2 separate regions of the Homo sapiens genome follow, and region 2 is linked to region 1. The links are chromatin loops, found by intact Hi-C in ENCODE. Cell type or tissue: CD4-positive, alpha-beta T cell. All regions are shown on one strand. Each heading gives the region's core, and the rest is flanking DNA. Links, peaks and the distances in the headings are about the cores only. Region 1 has its middle 120 kb from the start of CMAS. Region 2 overlaps KCNJ8-AS1 (KCNJ8 antisense RNA 1).

The links. Peaks named below come from ENCODE experiments on the same cell type or tissue, not always from the same donor. Only the 100,000 strongest peaks of a DNase experiment are listed, where the experiment ranks them.
Region 2: it touches region 1 in a loop (2.5-fold over the local background); 4 of 110 quality-filtered maps call a loop at or near these places.

The regions. Positions count from the first base shown.
Region 1 is chr12:22,160,217-22,168,564 of GRCh38, forward strand. No RefSeq gene overlaps it. Among named protein-coding and RNA genes, the nearest start is that of CMAS, 120 kb to the left of the region's middle. In CD4-positive, alpha-beta T cell, for the core only: no CTCF peak of the experiment used is centred there; DNase peaks (open chromatin) are centred at 3,565 and 4,225; H3K4me3 peaks cover 276 bases; H3K27ac peaks cover 2,703 bases.
Region 2 is chr12:21,693,132-21,701,479 of GRCh38, forward strand. The region is part of intron 1 of KCNJ8-AS1 (KCNJ8 antisense RNA 1); the gene reads left to right. Among named protein-coding and RNA genes, the nearest start is that of KCNJ8-AS1, 35 kb to the left of the region's middle. In CD4-positive, alpha-beta T cell, for the core only: CTCF peaks have their summits at 4,898 (motif pointing right) and 5,102; a DNase peak (open chromatin) is centred at 4,900.

The DNA of each region.
Region 1 (8,348 bases), core at 313-8,312:
GAATAAATTTAGCTAGAATATCACTGCTATTGGTACATATGACTAACCTGAAAACCCATTCTCCAAATCACTGTGATATTCTTCCTAGAAGTGTTTGTGCAAGAATGTGTGTGTATGCATGTATAAGTAAAATGTCCTGAGTAATAAATCTTTAAATGTCAGATGTTTATATCTGCTGTTTATTGTCCTAAGCTTTTTTTATTCTCTTCCAGTTCTAAAAATATTATTTGCGTCTTTGGAGCTTTCCAGAACCCTAGACATAATACCTAGTGGGATATTAAAACTTAAAGCAGAATATAGGCCCCATAAGTGCAGTAGAAGAACAAAGCTACGGAAGCTGAGAGGAAGGAAGCCACATCTGGCAGACAGATCAGTAACGATTACTAGGGACAGTCGCCTTTGACAAGGGCCAATTTGAAGATAGAAAGGCTTTTCACAGAAAAAGTGTGGGTGGGCTGTGAAGTCTGAAAAGAGTGGGGCTATAGGAAAAAGATTTTAGGCCTGCAGGACAGTGCATAAGAAGTTTCAGCCACAACAATCTTGGTTGAAGATAGAATAGGTGCAGCAGTAGTGAGGTTAAAAAGTCCACCTGGGCCTCTGCGGTGGAAAGTGCTGAATGTCTGAGTGAGGGATCTGCTCCCATTCTGGGGTATAATCACATGGGGTCACAAATTCTCTTCTCCACAGAGGCTGGGTAGGAAATGGAAGAGAGTAAATAGTGCTAAATGTATGATGAAGACATATACAAGTTTTTCCATATTATATAGTTAGAAATGGTCTGCATTCCCATAAGCAAATATGTAGCCTTCTCAGGTTTTCATTTTCTTATGTTTGAAAAACAGACAAGGTTAGAGAAATATTTCTCCACTCTAAGAAAAACAACAGCACAAGAGTAACATAAATAACAACTTATGCTTGGCTCCAGCAGGGAGATAACAGGGAGTGTTGGGGACTCTGGCAAACTGGGGAGTATTTACTTTGTTTATAGGGAGCAGACAATACTCAGCTGTTTACTGTCTCATGAAAGCCTAGGTCACTGTTTGCAGATCTTTTAGTTTTTATGAGAAATCAGATTTATATATAAAATCCCTTAACTATTTAACAAATGGGTAAAAATTTTGTTTTAAAACTGAGAAACCCAAACAAACAAAACATATATTCCATCGAAATTAGAACCATAGGTGGCTCATTTGCAACCTTTGCCTAGAACGTCATTCAGGCTTTTTTTTGATAGAATAAAAGGTGAGAATTTACTTTGGGAATGTTATCTAGATGCTGTGTGTAAAGCGAATGAAAGCAAAAGGGGAACTTGGAAGCAGGCAACTCAGTCAGGATAGGCAAAAATCTTGGCTTGAACTGACTAGGTAGCCAAGGAAATGAAAGGTATTTTCAGGTGTAGGACTATGAAGAAAGAAAGTCTGGGATGCGGCAGCAGGATGGAGGGTATATAAAACAAACAAACAACAACAACCATCAAAAAAAGTGGAGTGATTGCTTACAGAAATAATAAACTCAGGAAGGAAGTTATTTTTCTTTCTCCCATTGCTTTGGCACCAGAGATAGGTATGATGATGACTTTGAGGTCAGGATAAAACAGATTCCAGAACAGGAAATGTTAAGCAACAGGAATCACAACTGGTAGAATGAAATCACTGGTGACATGAACAAAGAAGTCATAAGTAGAGATGGAGTGTAGATGTCAGTGAGCTTGGAGCTTCATTGTGGTGCTATTTTTTTCTTTATATATATATATTTATTATACTTTAAGTTCTAGGGTACATGTGCACAACGTGCAGGTTTGTTACATATGTATACATGTGCCATGTTGATGTGCTGCACCCATTAACTCGTCATTTACATTAGGTATATCTCCTAATGCTATCCCTCCCCCCTCCCCCCACCCCACAACAGGCCCCGGTGTGTGATGTTCCCCTTCCTGTGTCCGGAGTGTTCTCATTGTTCACTTCCCACCTATGAGTGAGAACATGCGATGTTTGGTTTTTTGTCCTTGTGATAGTTTGCTGAGAATGATGGTTTCCAGCTTCATCCATGTCCCTACAAAGGACATGAACTCATCCTTTTTTATGGCTGTATAGTATTCCATGGTGTATATGTGCCACATTTTCTTAATTCAGTCTATCATTGTTGGACATTTGGGTTGGTTCCAAGTCTTTGCTATTGTGAATAGTGCTGCAATAAACATACGTGTGCATGTGTCTTTATAGCAGCATGATTTACAATCCTTTGGGTATATACCTGGGAATAGGATTGCTGGGTCAAATAGTATTTCTAGTTCTAGATCCTTGAGGAATCACCACACTGTCTTCCACTTTTTAAGACAAGTTGATTTTTCATTTGAAATTCTTTCCATTGGAGCAACGCTGTCAGGCCAGAGCTGGAAAATACTCTTTCAGCATTTTATTCAGCACTTAAAATGGGCCAGATATTATTCTGGCTAAGGGAAATATACCCTGAATGAGATTGAAATGTGTATGTTTTTATGGAGAGAATTTTAGCTCACAGGATGAGAATTATTTTTAATTGACAAATTAACAAGAAAATATCAAGTAGCAATAAGTACAATACAAAAAACAAAACGAGGGTGATACAGTATGGAATAATTGGGGGATGCTACTTTAATTTGGGTGGTCATGGAAAGCTTCTCTGATGAGGGGCTGGTCTTTATTTTCTGTATTCAAAGGGTGATCCTCTAGAATCTTAAGCATGTCTTGTTGTATGAAATAAAAAGAGCTAAAATTAGAAAGACTGACCACACCAAGTTTTGGTGAGAATGTGGAAGAACTAGAACTCCCTACTTCGTAAAACAGTTTGAGAATTTCTTGAGATGTTAAACATATTTCTGCCGCATGATTTAGCCATTCTACTCTTAGGTATTTACCTAACAGAATTAAGAACAAACCTCCACAAAAAGACCTGTACATAAATGCTCACAGCAATTTGATTTGCAATAGCAACAAACAAAAAGGTGCATCAGCAAGTGAATGAAAAAACAATGTATGATATATATCATATTCACCAATAACAAGAAAGAAACAGTTGATATGTGCTCTACATGGATGCATCTCAAAATAATTTTGCTGGGTTAAGAGAAGCCAGAAAAAGGGTACATGTAGCGTGATTTTATTGATATAAAAATCTGAAAACTGCCAGGCATGGTGGCTCATGCCTGTAATCCCAGCACTTTGGGATGCTGAGGCAGGCAGATCACTTGAAGTCAGGAGTTTGAGACCAGCCTGGCCAAGATGGCCTAACCCTGTCTCCATTAAAAATACAAAAATTAGCTAGGTTTGGTGGTAGGTGCCTGTAATCCCAGCTACTCAGGAGGCTGAGGCAGGAGAATCACTTGAACCCAGGAGGTGAAGGCTGCAGTAAGCCAAGATCGTGCCACTGCACTCCAGCCTGGGTGACAGAGCGAAACACTGTCAAAAACAAAACAAAAATCCAAAAACTGCAAACTTGTCTGTAATAAAAGAATGCAGATCACTGGTTCCTCAGGGTAGGAAGGAAGTGGGCAGAGGCAGGAGGCAGGGACACAAAGGGGCATGAGGCATGAGAAATCTTTTGGGTGTGATTGATCTGCTCAATATGTTGATTGTGGTGATGGCTTCACAAGTGTGTACATATGTCAGCTGCACACTTTAAATATGTAGTTTGTTGCATACCAATTATACCTGAATGAAGCAATTAAATGATTGAAGAAAATATTTACATAATTAAAGCCCAACAATCAGAAGATGACCGTAACACTCCATGTGATGTGTGTCATGTGTTCACTATAAAGTGGGTCTTGAAAATTATTACTGAAATTATCTGATAAATCATTTTTTATCAACTGTTCGAAGTCTTTTTCATTAGAAATGCGATCAGTAGTTTTTTTATTAATGTAAAATCTATTGGAGATATCATGTAATCATTTTGGTGTCTTTCTTGCTAAAGTTATTGCTTTTTAATGTTTTTCTTCTCAGTGGCTCTGCCCTTATTTTCTCCGCCCTCACTGCCTGCCACTTCCTCCTCCTCTCCTCTGTCCTTTTCAGTGTGTTACTTCCTCTCAGCCATAAAAATATACTACATCAAAAGGCAAATGAACCAAAGCATTACCGACTTTAAATATCAGGGCTTTATTTCCTCATTTAGCTGCTGATTCCGACACACTTTATGCAGATGAGGCTCAGATTGGGGAACTATCTTATACCTGGATTGTGGGTGTTTTTCTGTAGTTCAGAAGATTAATTGCTTTTCTTCTTTTAAGTTTCACACAGGTTTTGGTCCATAGTTACCAAGGAGCTTAGCGATGAATAAATAGGTGTACTGTAGAGATTGTTATGGGAGGAGTTATTAGGGTTTTTCCATCAAGTAGGTCTTGTTTATTGATTCAGCTCAGTTTATACACCATGCTCACAGGTACATATGAATTCTGAAAGGTTGCTGTGATGGTTAATTTTTTTTTCTTTTTTTGAGACAAAGTCTCACTCTGACGCCCAGGCCGGAGTGCAGTGGTGCGATCTCAGCTCACTGCAGCCTCTGCCTCCTGGGTTAAAGCTATTCTCCTGTCTCAGCGTCCCAAGTAGCTAGGATCACAGGTGCCCACCAACACACCCAGCTAATTTTTGTATTTTTAGTAGAGCTGGGGTTTTGCCATATTGGCCAGGCTGGTCTCGAATTCCTGACCTCAAGTGATCCTCCTGCCTCGGCCTCCCAAAGTGCTGGGATTATAGGTGTGACCCACCACATCTGGCCAATGGTTAATATTGAGTGTCAATTTATGATACTTTGGACTTGGACTTTCAGGTTAATGCTGTAATGAGTTAAGACCTTGGGGGACTGCTGGAAAGGCATCGTCGTGTTTTGAAATGTGAGCACATGCGATTTGGGAGGGGACAGGGATGAAATGATATGGTTTGGCTCTGTCCCCACCCAAATATCATCTTGAATTGTTATTCCCATTATTCCTACATGTTGTGGGAGAGGCCTGGTGGAAGGTAATTGAATCATGGGGGTGGTTATTCCCCTGCTTCTGTTCTGGTAATAATAAGTGAGTTCTCAGGAGATCTGATGGTTTTATAAAGGGCTTTTCTCCCTTTTGCCAGGCACTTCTCCTTGCTGCCGCTGTGTAAAAAAGAATGTGTTTGCTTCCCCTTCTGCCATGATTGTAAGTTTCCTGAGGCCTCCCAAGCCATGCTGAACTGTGAGTCAATTACACCTCTTCCCTTTATAAATTACCCAGTCTTTGGTATTTCTTTATAAGCAGTGTGAGGATACACTAATACAGTTGCTAAAAGTAGCACTAATACCAAGTGAAGTCAGTGTTAATTGAAGTACCAAAGATGCAAACTTTCACTTTTTTCTCATGAACCTTGGAAGGGTGACCTATGAAAAGCTAAGACGATTTGGGATCAACTATCGGATAAAATCATTGGTGCAAACAAGAACTCAAAGGTTGGTGCAAACAAGAACTCAGAGGAATCTGACAAATCAAGAACTCAGAAAGAAAAGAAAATTTAATCAATAAGAGCAATTTCTTTCCTCTTCCCTCCACCCATAACCCTTACAATACTTGATTGTTCCGAATGAATTGGAAAGGTTCCAGTGAACAATTTACAGGGGTAGAATTAAACTTTTAGCTCAGTTCCTTTCTTCTTAAGACCTAACCACTGATCCCAGTATACAGTTTTCTAAATGAAAAAGAAGATTACTCTACAATGGAGAATAATGTCTTTGGAAGATACAAAATCCTATCACAGAAGGTTTATAAAATATTATTTGATAATAAAGTTAGAACTCATAAAAATGACCTCTTGAGATTTCCACAGATATTATACTTCTGCCATCCTTTGAAGGCTTAGTGAATTGACACAGTAACAAGATGAATAAGAAAATTCAGAATGAAGAGTGTATTTTATTTAAATTAGAGGAATTCCATTTTAAATATAGTCTGTATATTCAGGCCACCTAAACTGAGGATACAAATAACCTCCTTTTGATAGTTTCTGAGGGTTTCCATGGCATGATCCCAAGCAGTCATGACTAATTCAGCTCACCTACCTCCAAAGTCTACCAGATACATCATCTCATGGGCAGTCCAATTTTCCCTCACCAGCCGCGTGTATGCCCTGCAATACACTTTGCAATTACCACTACAGATGATTGTTCTGAGGCCACAGATGTGACAGAGGACAGCTTGGGGAAAATTCTCATTCACCCAACCTGCCTCTCCACCCAGTTCCCTACAATACTGTAAAAGCCACTCTTTTGGCTTAGCATGATGTGGGAAGATGATTAGCAAGTACTGAATGATACACATGGAAATTAAATATGATACTCATAGTTTTCATCCCTAGTATTGATGACTAGGTTGACTTAGACCAACTTCCCTATTGAAAACAATAAAAAATAGACAAATTTTTAAAAAATCCATTTGAAGACATAAGAAATGGTGAGAATTTTAAAGGTGAAAGTCTAGAAGAAGAGAGAATAAGAGATGAACAGAGCATTTGAGTTGAAATTTTACTTCAATTTACTTGGTAATTTCAAAAGCAAAAAGCATAGCTGAAAACCTAAAAATTAGGCAGAACTTCTGCAGTCTCAGGAGAGTTAAAGAACAAAAATGGCAGGTTAGGACTCTTCAAGGAGGAGGGGCTTTTGGTAAAGATCCCTGACATAGAAATAAGGGTGACCTGGAAGTAGAATATACTCACAGAGACTGAAGTCTTTATATCAACTAAGTCTTTAAAAAATTTAAGGTGACCCACCTCTATCCTAACCTTCTGTCAAAGCAAAATAAATTATTCAGGAAGGAAGATACAATAATTAAGAGCACCCAGTTATCTTGAAGGTTTTTAATATGCAATTTCCTGCACTCAATCCAAAATTGACATATTAAAAATTTTGAGTCAAACGCCAGAGAAAAAGCAGACAAAAGAATCAGATATATAGGTGATCTAAACATTAAAGTTGCCAGACACATAATTTAAATAAGTATGACAATATATTCAAGAAAATAAATGAAAGAATGAAGAATTTCAACAAAAATTGAATATAATTTATATAAAAAACCAGGCCAGGTGTGGTGGCTCACGCCTGTAATCACAGCACTTTGGGAGGCTGAGGCAGGTGGATCACCTGAGGTCAGGACTTCGAGACCAGCCTGATGAACATGGGGAAACCCCGTCTCTACTAAAAACAAAAAATTAGTCAGGCGTGGTGGCGCGCGCCTGTAAACCCAGCTACTTGGGAGGCTGAGGTAGAATTTCTTGAACCCAGGAGGCAGAGGTTGCAATGAGCCGAGATTGCACCATTGCACTCCAGCCTGGGCAACAAAAGCGAAACTCTGCCAAAAGAAAAAAAAAAAAAGAGAAATTTTAGAGCTTAAAATTTTTTAAATGGAATTCAGACCTCAGTGAATACATTTAAAGTCAAATCACACAGAGCTAAAGAAAGAATTAATAAACTGGGAGAAAGGGCAGAAGAAATTATACAAACTAAATCACAGAAACCAAAGGATGGAAATACACAGGCAAGAACATAAGAGATATATGCCATACAGTGAAAAGATCTAAAGTATGTAAAATTCAAATCTCAGGAGAAAAGGTTAGAAAAGATGGGCAGAGCATTTTGAAAAGCTAATAGGCAATAATTTTTCAAAGTTTATGAATGACATCAAGCTTCCAATTTAAGAAGGGCTACAGCGACAAGCAAGATAAATACAAAGAAAACTACACACAGGCACGCTGTTAAAAATTAGAGACAAATTTTTAAAAAATATTAAAAGCAGTCAGAAAAGGTGACCCACTTCTAACAGGATAAAGTAGTTCACAACAGGTCAGGGACACCAAACAAATAAACAGAAAATCCAGGTAAATTACATCAGTCATATATTTAAGAGCATCAGAGAGGGGTGAAAGCAACAATGACTTGGAGAAAAATTTCAAAGAAGGAAAATCCTTCAGAAGGAAGTAGAAGATCTGCAACTATTCATAAAGGCATTTGCTGATTCTGGGCACTGCCAGGGTGAAAAAAATCAGGCTTGTCCCCTGAGAGAAAAATTTTCTTGAGAAACAAAGTGGTGGGGGGATAAAAAGAGATTTTCATGAAGCTAGAGTGACACAAGATTTGAGATGCTCAAAATAGATCACAGACCTAAAATGTAAAGCTAAAACTATATACATACATATATACTATAAACATACACACATATTTTTTTAATCTCAATGTAATTAATTTTTTAATTTTTATTCTATTATTCTTTGTTCTTGTTTTTAATTGACAAATAAAAATTATATATGTTTATGGGGCACAATGTGATGTTTTGATATATGTCTACATTGTGA
Region 2 (8,348 bases), core at 68-8,067, 470 kb before region 1:
AAAAGCAATTGCAGCAACAATAAAACTCGACAAATGGTACCTAATTAAACTAAAGAGCTTCTGCATAGTTGAAAGAAACTATTAACAGAGTAAACAGAAAACCTACATACATAATGGGGGAAAATATTTGCAAACTATGCACCCAACAAAGGTCTAATATACATAATCTATAAGGAACTTAGACAAATTAACAAGCAAAAACCAAACAACCCCATTAAAAAATGGACAAAGGATATGAAGACACTTCTCAAAAGAAGACATACATGTAGCCAACAAACACATGAAAAGAAGCTCAACATTACTAATCGTTAGAAAAACGCAAACCAAAACCATAATGAGATACTATCTCACACCAATCGGAATGGCTATTATTAAAAGGTCAAAAAATAACCGATGCATGTGAGGTTGTGGAGAAAAGGGAGCACTTACACACCGCTGGTAGGAATGTAAATTAGTTCATCCTCTGTGGAAGTCAGTTTGGAGATTTTTCACAGGACTTAAAACAGAACTACCATTCAACCCAGCAATCCCGTTACTAGGTATATACCCAAACTACCATAAAGACACATACACGCATGTGTTCATCGTAGCACTATTTACAATAGCAAAGATGTGAAACCAGCCTAAATGCCCATCAATGATGGACTGGATAGAGAAAATGTGGTATGTATATACCATGGAATACTATGTAGCCATAAAAAGAAGGAAATCATGCCCTTTACAGTAACACGATGGAGTTGGAGGCCATTATCCTAAGCAAATTAATGCAGGAGCAGAAAAGTAAATACTGCATATTCTCTCACCTGGGAGATAAACACTGAGTACACATGGACGCAAAGAAGAGAACCATAGACACCAAGACCTACTTGGTGGTGGAGGGTAGGAGGAGGGTGAGGACCAAAAAACTACCTATCAAGTCCTATGCTTATTATCTGGGTGACTAAGAAATCCCATGACACACAATTTAGCCATGTAACAAACCTGCACACGTACCCCCCCGAACCTAAAATAAAAGTTGCAAAGAAAAAAAAACCAGTATTAAGCAGGTATATTTCTGTTTTTACTAATGTATCTTTGGGTTGATTCCTAGAAGTAAGACAGCTGGATTAAGGGTCAGGATTTTGTATTGTTTTCTAATCTCAATGGGCAGTCTTGAGGTATGTAGCTTTTGCCATGGTCATAGTGAAACTGGAAAAGTTCCCTTGTCCCCTTCGCAGGGCATGCGAGAGAGGGAGTGGCTAGCTTCTTCAGTGTTTCGCTGCTCACATCTCTGGGGGAGCATACAGATGGGCAGGATGTGGGGCTTCGACCCCATGGCAGTGTCTAGGGGTGAATTTTTACAGCTCCTGAAGCCCCAGTGAGTGTGTGCTACTGGGGGCTCTTAGTTTTGCTGTCTATAGGCAGCTTGTGTTAATCAGCTCAATTAGACACTCTGCCTCGTGGCAAGGACAGAGGCCTTTCTGTATCCCGGGTTCTTGCCTTGGTGTGCCTGAAGAATCGGTTCACACGTGGGCTTGAAGAATGAGTGCAAGGTTTTACTGAGTGGAAGTAGCTCTCAGCAGATGAGGGAGCCAGAAGGAAGATGGTTTTCCTCTGGAGTTGGGCTGCTGGATGGCCTGGGCGCTCTCCTCCGACTGCCCCAGCCAAACTCCGTGTCAGTCTGCCAGTCGGTTGGTGGCTTGTTGGCCTGCTGGTGCTTGTCGGTGCGTTCCTCTCAATGTCCAGCCACCTGCGTGTTCCTCCAGTGATGTGCTCCTCTCGATGTCCAGCCGTTTGTGTGTCTGCCTGTTAGGGTGTTGGGGGTTTTCATAGGCATAGGATGGGGGAGTGGCACGCCAGGGTGGTCTTGAAAAATGCAACATTTGGGCAGGAAAACAAAAATGCCTGTCCTCACCTAGGTCCCTGGTCACAAGGCAGGTGGTGGAGTCCTAGTCAGGGACCACGCCCTTCCCTATTTCCGTATCATTTAAAGGGCCCACACCAGCACTTCCCTTCCCAGCACTTCCCTTCCCCACTTCCGTATCAATAGCAGGGGTGGGATTCTTAGGACATCAGTGCTCACGGGAGTGGGACAGTGGTTTAATAAATAATATTATCTTTGGAGATAGACACATACACACACATACCACACACTCAAGCACCAGGTAAGTGAATAATGTTTCATTCAACCTTGTTTTCTCATCGCATTGATGAGAAAAAATATCGCTTCTTCCTACGGCCACTGTCGTGTGAACCTTGAGTATTCTCCCCATGTCTGCATGGGTTTTCTCTGGGTACTCAAATTTCCTCCCACATCCCAAAGATACGCACATTCAGTGAATTAGCATGTCTAAATGGCCCCTGTCTGAGTGAGTGTGAGTGTGTGTGCCTGAGTGTGCCCTGTGATGGGATGGCGGCCTATCCAGGGTGGGTTTCTGACTGGTGCCCTGAACTGCTGAGACAGACTCACCCACCTACAACCCCGAGCTGGAATAAATGGGTAGATAATTATCCTGCTTGAGTATATTAATAGTTAAAAAATGTATATATAGTTCAAATATTTTTCTATGTTTAATATTAGAAGTGCTTTGGCTCTTTATTTAGAAGTCTGGTGATGTTTTTGTGACCAGAAATTTGTTGTAGGAACTGAATCTTATTTATATCAAGTAGCTGGTGGTAAAATTGGTTTTGTTATATGTCGTTTTGTTTAAACTTTTGTTTAACAAGCAATAGGTTCAAAGAACCTATTTAAGATATAAAGTGAGGAATTAATGTGTGTGTGTGTGTATATATATATATTTTGTAAAATCACTGCCTTTTTAAAGGGTAATTTGGGAACATTTTTATCATTCCTCGGAACGAAGGATAAACATTCCTTTCCTTAAAAATAACATTGGAACATCATTTTCCAGAAATATAAGAATTCTCTCACAGTGGTTGCTATTTTACTTTTCAATGACTTGCCAAAACTAGAAAGCAGAACATATAAAATTTCATCTGGAAATGATTTCTGGGACTTATGTGGTTTTTGTGCTGCTATTCTTTTTTGTGTGTTTTTATGTTAGGAAAAGTCATAGAAGAAGCCAAATTTGGTGTAGGAGCTGAATTAGTTACTGTGATTTACTAGAGATGGACAGGGACTGTGGCAGTCTTTGGCAGGCCTCGAGGAGCAAACTGACAAAGCTGTCATTTTCACATTTAGAATTTTCCATGTGTTCACTGCCAGCCTAGAAACCCCAGGAGCGTGGTGTCCCCTACATTTTCCAATATGTGAAGATGTTCTACCCAGATCTCTCATATGATTGATTCTACAGCCCATATAGAGTCTTGCCCTGTTATTCTAGAGTCACCATTCAGAGTCATCCAATATTCTGAAGAGCTCTTTTCCTTTCATAAAGGCCTTTTCATATCGCTGAAAACAGTTAATCATCAATCTGCATTGAATATCCAGTATATAAAAGAGACTGAAATAATAAACGCCAACTTTTATTGAGTGCTTAACATGTCACAGGCATGATGCTAGTTAAGCTCTTTTCATGGATTATCTCACCTAATTTTCAAAAAGGTTTATTAGTATTTCAAAGGGGCAAAACTGAAGATCTGAAGCCTAGTACTTTTGCAATACTGTAAAGTTGCTAGTGGTAGAATGCTTTCTGATTTTGAAATCCACACTGTTAACCAAGAGACCACTTCATTAGCTAATGAGGGTTCTCTGGAGTTGCTAAAGGAAATGTCATTCATACTTTCTTGAGAGGAATGGATCATATTGCACAGGAAAGGGATGTAAGAACATATATGTATTGTTCTTACATCATATATGTGTGTGTACTAAAGCCCTGTTAGAATGATGAGCAAGGAAGGAATGAGTTTAACCTTTAAATTAGACTGACCTTGCTTCAAAACTTGGTTTCTCCACTCACTCCCAGTGCAGACTTAGATGAGTTATTCATTGCTCTGAGCCAAGTTTTCTCCACGCTTAAATAGGAATAATAATTCTCCAAAGTTTTTTTGAGAATTTGGAAATACTAATATGTGCATAAAATGATTGAAACAGTGTCTGACATATAGAAAGCAAACCCTAAAAAGTAATATATAGATAACCTTTGAGGCATTTTCAAGTCAGTGAATTTTTACGTTTGGCAAGGACCTGGGTAGTTGAAGAGGATAATATGATAGGCAATACAAGTGAAAATAAAAGAAAGCATAAAGACTTGAAAGCAGAAACAAACAAATGGTGTGTGTGTGTGTGCAACGTAAGAAAGTTTGATTTCCTATATAGAGAGTTTAGTATGCTGTGTAATGTGAGATCACATTGCTTAGTGTGTGATAGAAGCTTGGGTGTAATAGAAGCTTAGATATGATGGGAGCTGCTGTGGAATCCCCCTGCAGAGTCAAAGTCTGTCATGTTGAAACTCCACACTGTCAAAAGCAATGGTATCTTGAAGTTTGTCTGATTTAATTATGTTGACAACTTCCTAGGAAAGACACCTTCAGAGCCTGATAGAGGCAAGCAGGTGATGAGATGTCCGTTTTGTATGCTGTGCCCACCACATAGCATGATTGTAAATACTTAGTTCTCTTGAAATAACAACTGTGAAGGAGGAGTGCCATGGGGAGGTGAAACGGATGCAATGATCATTTAACTTTTTCTATGGTTCTTGGGCCTGAAAAGTAGGAACACCTCTATGTTCCTGGAAATTGAGAAAAAAAAAATGTGAATCAGAAGAGATCATATATTCCGTATTGCGACTACTCTGAGTCATATCAGTAACACAAACATTTGATAATCATTTCTTAATTAAACTTCTGAACATTTTTTGACATTTTATAAAACAATGCTTTTCCCAAACTAATTCTATTTTGAGCTATCAGAATGTATATCCTGTTTTCTTGCATTTTCACCACCAGATGGCAGTGATAACCTATTCATTCATTTCTTTCTCTTTTTTTTTTTTTTTTAATCGTTCTCTTGTTTAATGTTATTCTAGAAATGAACCAGTAGCTCTAAATTAAAAGTGATGGCCAAAAATTCCCACTTTATTTTCTACGACAAGTCAGCATGCTAGAGTCACAGTTCCCTTGTGCAAAGAAGTGAACAAAACGTGCATGGAGGGAAGCACAGGAAATATCGTGATTTTGTGTGAGAGCTGGAATGCCACTAAGTAATAAATGACTCTGGTAAATTGTAAAAGACTACCTTGGGTTGTGTATATTAAAAGTATATAAATTTCCGTGTGTGTTTGTGTCAGAGAGAGAGAGGTCTTTGGGTTTGGGGTAGAGGTTGTATAAATGTGACTTCAAAATGTCGCCTGTCATAGGCTACCCTTGTCACATTCTAGGGTTAACCCTGTTAAGGGTGAAAAAGTGAAGTTATCAAAAAATGAAGTGGGCCCTTACACAGCACAGATGTACATGACCTCGGTCTTTACTCCACTTAATCACCACTTCCTTACTCAGTTTGTCTTAATATTGCTTATTTCATTTTTCAGATATTTTCTGCAAGAATAGTTTTCTTGTTTAACTATCCTGGATTTACAAATACATGTTTCAGCTTGGAAAACAAAATTTTTTGTTTAACTTTTTGTATTTCGTAGCAATAGCAATGAAAATCTTCTAAAGATTGGGGGAAAAACCTATAATTTTTTTGGACACACTTCTTTAAACTTTGCTTGATGAGGCTGTTTTTAAATGAAACATTCACATGCAAAATTCAAGAGACCGGGAAAAATAGTCTGAAATTGATAAAGTTGTTTGTCCATTGTATTTTTAGTCAGGATTATCTGGACCATTTTTTAACATCTTGGAGTCGTCAGTTGATCTGGTTTTAGTTTCAGCTGAAAAGGACAATTTTCTGTTCTCCTTCAGTTAACCAAGACGTGGTCACAGACCAGGCAACACAGGTTTTGTCAGTGAGATACCATGGAAAGGAAAAGAGGCCTTATAATTATAATCAATAGGTCTGGGTTTGATGGTGTACTTTCAAAGACCACACATATGGCTGTGGGCATGTTTTTATCATGATCTATAAAATGGGGATAATAACGCCTATATGGGGTTCATTGAGATAAAGTCTATGATCTTTTGGCATGCACGCAATAGTCAATAGAGAGTTTTCTTTCTCTCTCAGTTTACCCCCTGGATAAAAGTAGGTTGATTCTGGCTTAAGTTACAAAGAGGAAAAGCTGTGTCTTCCACATTTGTTTCTTCCAGAAGTTTACTCCATAACCATCCACTTCCATGCCTTTCTTTGGTCTGGAATTTTCCTGATGATAAGCTAATGGGGAAAATAATTTTTTATTCTTATGCTTTTTGCAGCCTTTTAAAACACATAATATGCATCTAGAAGTTAAGCTTCTTTACTTAATTGAATAAGAAACAACATTACAAATGAATGCAACATAGTGAAGATTAAATAAGGTAATTAACAGGTCGGTGCTTTGAAACGTTTATTCTGTTATAGGATTGGAAGGATGTAAGAGCATGCTTTAATATAGAAGGTTTCTAAAAGCCTATGTCTTAAAGGGGCCTCTAAGATCCATCTCCACTAAAGAGCTTCCAACTCTGATATATATTTCTGATATATATTTCTGAGCAGATATGGTAATTGGCCTTTATGTTCTGGAATGACACAGATTTCCAAAGGCAGGCAACATTCAGTCTTTCCTACAGTTTCGGCATTGACTGATTGATATTTTATTTTCAAATAGCTTTATACTTTATTTTTGAAATAGAGGATAATGTTCCTATGGAATCTTGGCATCCTGAAGGAATAACTTGTGTTTTAAAAATTTGCTTGGGGACATTGTGGTGTTTAGGAACTCAAAAACCACATGGCACTTTGACAAACCTGTGCAATCAAACCATATTTGTTCAATGAAAGCTTTGGGTTGCCTTATTCTAGAATGTTGAATGCTCAATAGCTTCCTGACTTTGATGTGGTGAAGTTGGAGAATTTTTCATGTGGGGAGTAGTAATCACTTTCTATCTTGCAATGGTGGTACAGGAATTTGTTTTTATGGGAGATGTTCCCTTTCATCCAGGAGTTTCCCAATGCTAATGTTGGATGAGAAGCTCTGAAATCCAGTGAAGGAACCAAAATGCAGTACAGTTCTTCCCTAGTAGCTAAAGGGGGTTGGTTCCAGTACCCTCCACCCCTTGTGGATAACAAAATCTGTGGATGCTCAAGTCCCTTATACAAAATGGCATAGTATTTGCATACAACTGTGCACATCCTCTTGTATATTTTAAATCATCTCTAGATTACTTATAATACTTAATATCATGTAAATGATGTATACATAGTTGTTATACTATGTTGTTTTAAAAATTTGTATTATTTTATTATTGTATTGTTATTTTTTATATTTTTGTCCACAATATTTTCAATCTGAGGTTGGTTGAATCTGAGACATTGGAACCCATGGCTATGGAGGATTGACTGTACCTTCAGACTGAAGCATTAAGTGTACTATTTAGTAATAGTAATTGTATCTATTGGCTGAACTTTGTTTCTGCAAAGTTAGAAATCCTCCCTACCCCATATTTTGATTTATGTAGCCTAAGGCCTCTTTGTTTTAGATAGGTGTGTAGATGCTTCCCTCCCCCAAGAATTTATTCACAGGAGATGGGAAGCTGAGACTCTGTTATCACTGACGGATGCAAAGACTGTTCATCATTTTATGAGGGAAGCCAGAGAAATGAGATGGACTGGGCTTAGTGGAAAAGAACCTTAACATTTGTCCTTCGCAAGGAGTTACGTGCAATTGACATTTGTGATTGTCTTGTCGGGAGCATGTAGCCAGAGACTCCTGTGGGAAGAGATGCGCAAGAGAGAAAATATTGATAGATATGAATGTAGACACACATATACATATACCATAGGCATATCTGTATGTACATACAAAATAGTTTATCAGATCTTACTGATATATTTCCAATTAAAATTAGGGAAAGAGATGTGTGTGTCAGGGATTGTTTTTACTTTAACTACAACTACTTTCTTCTGTATCAAGAATCTTGGTTCCCATGAATGCAGGAGATAATAAAATTAGAATTTCCCGTAATTATTACTTTATCCCATGTTATAAACAGAATAGTCTTAAAATAACCATACCAAAATCTCCACCATGAAAAATTACTGAGAATTGTTCAAATATATTTTGCATATTCTACACATTATGTCAATTTTTTATAACTTCACTACTTTGCTTAAATATAAAACCATTATATATTATACTCTCTTCCTTTAATCTTCACTTCATCTGGCTCTACAAGTAACTATATGTTTAATACTCCTCTTCAGTCCTCATACCGATAATTTTCTATTCATTTTGGTTGTCTAAAGTACCTACCATAGTAGATTCCTAAGG